2 separate regions of the Mus musculus genome follow, and region 2 is linked to region 1. Evidence: chromatin loops called from intact Hi-C (ENCODE). Cell type or tissue: heart. All regions are shown on one strand. Each heading gives the region's core, and the rest is flanking DNA. Links, peaks and the distances in the headings are about the cores only. Region 1 holds the start of Usp38 (ubiquitin specific peptidase 38). Region 2 overlaps Abce1 (ATP-binding cassette, sub-family E (OABP), member 1).

Region 1 (2,850 bases), core at 351-2,850:
TTGCTGAAGCTGGAATGTGTCCTCCCACCTCCACCATGTTCTATTATCAGCTTTCTGTTTTCTAACTCCCTCTCTGCCTAAGTTTGGGTTTCCTGAAATGAACTCAGAGACCTACATGGCTGTCTCTTGTAATGCTGGAACTAAAGGCATGTACCACCAGGCCTGGAGTTAAGCTCTTCACCTAGAACCTGCTTGTCCCAGGCTGGCCTTGAACTCAGAGATCTGCTTGGCCTTATCTCCATGGATTAAAGGTGTATGCCACTATGCCTGGGTCTAAATTTAGCTGAGAAGGATCTTGCTTATACACTGAACACTGAATACAAAAGCTCACTATTTTTTATTTTTTCCAGACATGGTTTCTCTGTGTAGCCCTGGCTGTCCTGGAACTCACTCTGTAGACCAGGCTGGCCTCGAACTCAGAAATCCACTTGCCTCTGCCTCCCAAGTGCTGGGATTAAAAGCGAGCACCACCACCACCCGCTAAAAAATCTATTCTTACAACAACCTTGTTTTGAATCACCACTAAATATATGAGCCACCAGTACTCTCTCTACATTAGCAATTGTTTCAGAGGAAAAACCCAGCCATTTAAGGCATTGGAGTATGTCTGGGCCTAACAAGGTCTTTAGAAAGATTTCCCCCAAAGCTTGGTTTGTTTGTTTGTTTGTTTTCTTATACTTTCCTCCATTCCTCAACTAGTGCTCTTCTCGCGTTTCCAAAATTTTCTCAGACACAAGATTTTAAACAATTAATAGCACTTCCTCGAATTGTCTTCATAAGCAACATGTCTCAGACTATGACATAGTAAAAGTTCCTCCATTTTGTCTCAGGTGGAGCCATCTTTGGTTTACCCGGAAACTGACACCATCATTCCCTGATGAAAGTGAAAAGTCCTGTACCCCAACTCTGTCCTAGAAACTCGGGGAAATGCCTCAGGCAACTGCACGTTTTGGGCTTCTAGTAAGCTGCTTGCTTACTTTATTTCCCTGCCAACGGCAAACAAGGAAGTAGTGTTTCCGTGTTCTCTGCCTTTTACAGCTCCCTGCACAGTGCGTTCTTCCGGCTGCTCTGAGAGAAGGGTTTCCCCCCGGCAGTCGCCGGCGGCTCAGTATAGACTCTCGGTTCGCTCGCGCTGAGTGGTCTCTGAGTTTCTAACCCTCACCACTGACGGAATCCACGTCCGGCGACAAGAACCTCAGAGCTCAGAGTAGGCTCCCTGAGCAGCGCCTCCGGAAGTCCGCCAGTGACGTACCACACAGTCTCCAGTGACGTGAGAGTGGCCGCGTGACTCACTCCGTGCCTCTGCGCCTGCGCGCCAGGGAAGGGGGCGCGGCCTATCGGGGGAGGAGCTACATGGAGAAGGGGGAGGGGCGGGGCCAGCAGGAAATGGGTCGAACGTAGCCGGGAAAGGACCGGAAAAAAGTGGGCGGGGCGAGGGCGGACCTATCCGCTGTACCTCGGAGCTTCACTTCCTATTCGCCAGTATTTCTGCTTCCGGGTTCAGGGTGTTCCGCGCCTCCGGCTCCTCTCCTTGGCAGATCGAGGTACTCGCATTGACAGTGCCTCCTGACTCAACCCAGGGCGACTTTTAACTGCCCACCCGCGGGAGCCGGGGCTCCGCACTGACCCGGGACACGAAGGCGCTCCTCACCTTCCAGCTCAGCCTGGAGGGTCCCTGCGCCCGGAGGCTGGGAGAGGTCGCGGGCCCAGCGAGGCAGCCTTATGCGGACCTCCGGCCCCTGAGGCGGACCGCGGGGACCCGCAGCCTTTCGGCGTCCCAGAATCGCTCGCTCCCGTCCCGGCTCGGATGGGCCTTCCCACTCGATAAATGTGGCTGCTGAGGCGGCGGTGGCGGTGGCCGGTCCTGCTGCTGGTTGGCTCCAAGTTCCTCCCCGCCGGGGCGCTTTGCTGCCCCCCGGGGCTGCCGCTGCCAGCTCTTTATCCCCAGGGCCTGGCCTTGCAGAGTGGCGACGATGGACAAGATTCTGGAAGGCCTGGTGAGCTCCTCGCACCCGCTGCCCCTCAAGCGGATGATTGTGCGGAAGGTGGTGGAGTTCGCGGAGCATTGGCTCGACGAGGCGCAGTGCGAGGCCATGTTTGACCTGACGACCCGCCTCATCCTGGAGGGCCAGGACCCTTTCCAGCGACAAGTGGGCCACCAGGTGCTGGAGGCCTACGCGCGGTACCACCGGCCGGAGTTCGAGTCCTTCTTCAACAAGACTTTCGTGTTGGGCCTCCTTCAGCAGGGCTACCACTCAGTGGACAGGAAGGACGTCGCCATCCTGGACTACATTCACAACGGCCTGAAGCTGATTATGAGCTGCCCGTCGGTGCTGGATCTCTTCAGCCTGCTCCAGGTGGAGGTCCTGCGAATGGTTTGCGAGAGGCCGGAGCCAGTGCTCTGTGCCCGGCTGAGCGACCTCCTGACCGATTTCGTGCAGTGCGTCCCCAAAGGGAAACTGTCAGTTACCTTCTGTCAACAGCTGGTTCGAACGATAGGTCATTTCCAGTGCGTGTCCACTCAGGAGAAGGAACTACGGGAGTATGTCTCCCAGGTAACGAAAGTGAGTACCTTACTACAGAATATTTGGAAGGCTGAGCCCTCCACGCTGCTACCTTCTCTGCAAGAAGTTTTTGCAAGCATCTCTTCCACAGGTAAGGGTCATTATTTCAGAAAAGTGTGTCTTGGAAATTCAACACGTGTGTCTCATCAACACAGTGCGCTTTTTTCCCCCCCGGAAGCATTCTCTTTGGGGGTACTGAAAGAGGCCAGGTAGCCTATTTTATTAGAGTAACTCCTCCAGTAAGAGACGTTCTTGATGGAGAGCAAAACTAAATACCCTTATGCAA
Region 2 (2,918 bases), core at 176-2,675, 1.3 Mb after region 1:
TCTATTATGAGAAAAACTACTGTGAACATAGTTGAGCAAGTGTCTTTGTGGTATGGTAGAGTATTCTTTGAGTATATGTCCCAGAAGGGTATAGCTGGTCTTGAGGAAGATTTATTCCCAATTTTCTGAAAAGCCTCCAAATTGATTTCCAAAGTGGCTGTACAAGTGTGCACTCCTACCAGCAGTGGAGGAGTGTCTCCCTTATTCCACATCATTGTTAACATGAGCTGTCCCCTTGACTTGTCCAGGGGATATATGGATCTCCCTGGAAAAGGGCAATAGAATAGATTTTGCAGGTGGGACTGGGTGTAGCCGGGGATAGGAGCAGGAAGGATCAGATAAGTGAGTGAAGGATGGAGGGAGAGAGTACTGGGAGAGACAACCTGAATTGGGGGGGGAGGGGTGCATGCGATATTGGTTGGTTTTGGTTTTGGTTTTTCTGTAGCTGTCCTGGAACTCACTCTGTAGACTAGGCTGCCTCTGCCTCCCAAATGCCTCCCAAGTGCTGGGAATAAAGGGGTGCAGTGCAGTCATCTGACTCAGTTGAGGTTTTTGATCTTAGCCATTCTGACAGTTGTAAAATGGAATCTCAGGATCGTTTTGATTTTCATTTCCCTGATGGCTAAGGATGGTGTTCCTTAGACATTTGAGATTCTTCTGTTGAGACTTTTGTTTAGATCTGTACCCTATTTTTTAATTGATTTGGCTTATCAATGTCTAGTTTCATAAGTCCTTTATATATTTTGGATATTAGCCCTTTGTCAGATGTAGGGTTAGTGAAGATCTGAAGATCATTTGCCATTCTGTAGGCTGCCCTTTTGTTGTAATGATTGTCCTTTGTCTTACAGAAACTCCTCAGTTTTATTGAGCTCCCATTTATTGATTGTTTTTCTTAGTACCTGTGCTATCAGTGTTCTCTTCAGGAAGTTGTCTCCTGTAAAAATGTATTCAAGGCTATTCCCCACTATCTCTTCTATTAGATTTAGTGTATCTGGTTTTATGTTGAGATCTTTTGATCCACTTGGACTTGAATTTTTTGCAGGATGAGAGATAATGAATCTATTTGCTTCTTCTACATGCTGACATTCAGTTAGACCAGTAACCACTTGTTAAAGATGCTTTCTTTTTTCCATTATGTATTCCTGGCTCCTTTATCAAAAATCAGGTGACCATTGGTATGTGGATTGTACCTCTGGGTCTTAGATTCGATTCCATGCCAATCCGTTGTGGTTTGTATTGCTATAGCTCTGTAGTACAGATTGAGATCAGGGATGGTATACCAAACTTAAAAGATAGAGAATCAAATGACTAAGTTTCTTAATCTAAGCCCCTTTTAGTATAGATCAGATCTACTTTGATCTATGACTTTTAAATAGCAAATAATATTGTAACTCCAATAAAAGAAGAGCTAAAAGAAAAAAGAATTCATAGCTAGGTGAGTCACAACACATTTCAGTATCTAGATATTCAAGCAAATCACTGGACAACAAGACACCACACTTACACTAAGTGCAATTAAAAGATAAAAGGAAAGAAAGGTATAACAGGAGTGAACTGATCTTATGAAAACTAATGATGATAATGATTTTATAAGACTTAAATATGAGAAAGGATAACATCTTAGTCGTAACATGTGCAGTTAATCAAGCAGAAACAGTAAGTAAAACGCTTTTGTAGATGTACCAATCTGTGTGTATTGCTGAGTTGTAGAAATCTATGTGTAATGGTAGGCTGATGGGAAGAAGCCACAGAGAGCGTATCAGTTCTGAAACTACCAAAGCATGCATTCATTCACTCTTTAGTGGTATAAAAATTTTGAAGATCATATCCTCCAAAAAACAGTAAGAAATCCAAGTAATAAGCTGGAAGTTTCGTTGCATATATTGTCTATATTTTTGTAGCACAGATTTCTTGAGTACACAGATGCTGTGTTCCTAAAACATCAGAACTTTTGATTATTAAGTTAGTTCCATTTGAATACAAAAAAGGCAAGAAGGGGCTTTGAAGAGTAAGAAAAATACGTTTGCATATTGGAAAAGGTATCCCTACAGTGAATAGGAACTAAGTGGAATTTTAAAATGTGAAACTGTTGGTAAGTGACTAAGTTTAGGAAGGAAGGAGTGGCCCTTAAACATACAAAATAAAAAAATGCATTATCAAGAAGATAAACAGCAAGTTGTAATTTTTTCTGCATATAAATAAATAGTAAGATACATGAAAATTTAAAAGCTTGAAAAATCTGAAAATTTTTTGTGAGCATGATTAGTCTGTTTATACAAAGAGAACTTTATGCAGAGAACTTTATGCTAATGGTTTAAGCTGGTTTTGGAGATACGTGTAAAGTAGGTGGGGTGAGAACCAAGTCTGCATAAACGCTTCATCACTGCGCTGGTTGGTAGTTTCTGCTCTAGCAATAGATTTTTAAATCATCTTAGTCAAATATATACTGAGGAAAACATTTTAAATAGGAACATCAATAATAAGCCTTGTATAAGAAAATATTTTGTGGCTTTACTATGTTCTCTATACTTTTTATTCCATTTTCTAAGATTTACAACTATAGTAGAAAAAATTATATATATATAAATAAGAGTCTTAGCTAATGATGTTAGAGTAAATTTAAAAATAAAAATTTGTTTTGCTTTTCAGATATATCATTGTGGTGGAGCATGATCTAAGTGTATTAGACTATCTCTCTGACTTCATCTGCTGTCTATATGGGGTACCGAGTGCTTATGGTGTTGTCACGATGCCTTTTAGTGTAAGAGAAGGTAACTTGAAAACCTGTTCATAATGCTGTATATTTTTTTCTTTAATGCCTAAAAATGTATTACTGTTGACATCACTACTATATATTGCTCTAATATGTATATGAAACTGGCATTTTGTATTTTAATCATTGAAGACAACGTAGTGTA

Evidence for each region. Hi-C counts contacts between places; a loop is a spot of excess contacts. Peaks named below come from ENCODE experiments on the same cell type or tissue, not always from the same donor. Only the 100,000 strongest peaks of a DNase experiment are listed, where the experiment ranks them.
Region 2: it touches region 1 in a loop (3-fold over the local background); 2 of 42 quality-filtered maps call a loop at or near these places.

What each region holds. Positions count from the first base shown.
Region 1 is chr8:81,013,560-81,016,409 of GRCm38, reverse strand. It overlaps Usp38 (ubiquitin specific peptidase 38), which reads left to right and starts at 1,504. Exons shown (of 10, transcript NM_027554.2): 1 at 1,504-2,655. The coding sequence starts at 1,974. In heart, for the core only: no CTCF peak of the experiment used is centred there; DNase peaks (open chromatin) are centred at 1,359 and 2,469; H3K4me3 peaks cover 2,426 bases; H3K27ac peaks cover 2,043 bases.
Region 2 is chr8:79,693,277-79,696,194 of GRCm38, reverse strand. It overlaps Abce1 (ATP-binding cassette, sub-family E (OABP), member 1), which reads left to right. Exons shown (of 18, transcript NM_015751.2): 10 at 2,650-2,771. Among named protein-coding and RNA genes, the nearest start is that of Abce1, 17 kb to the left of the region's middle. In heart, for the core only: no CTCF peak of the experiment used is centred there; no DNase peak of the experiment used is centred there.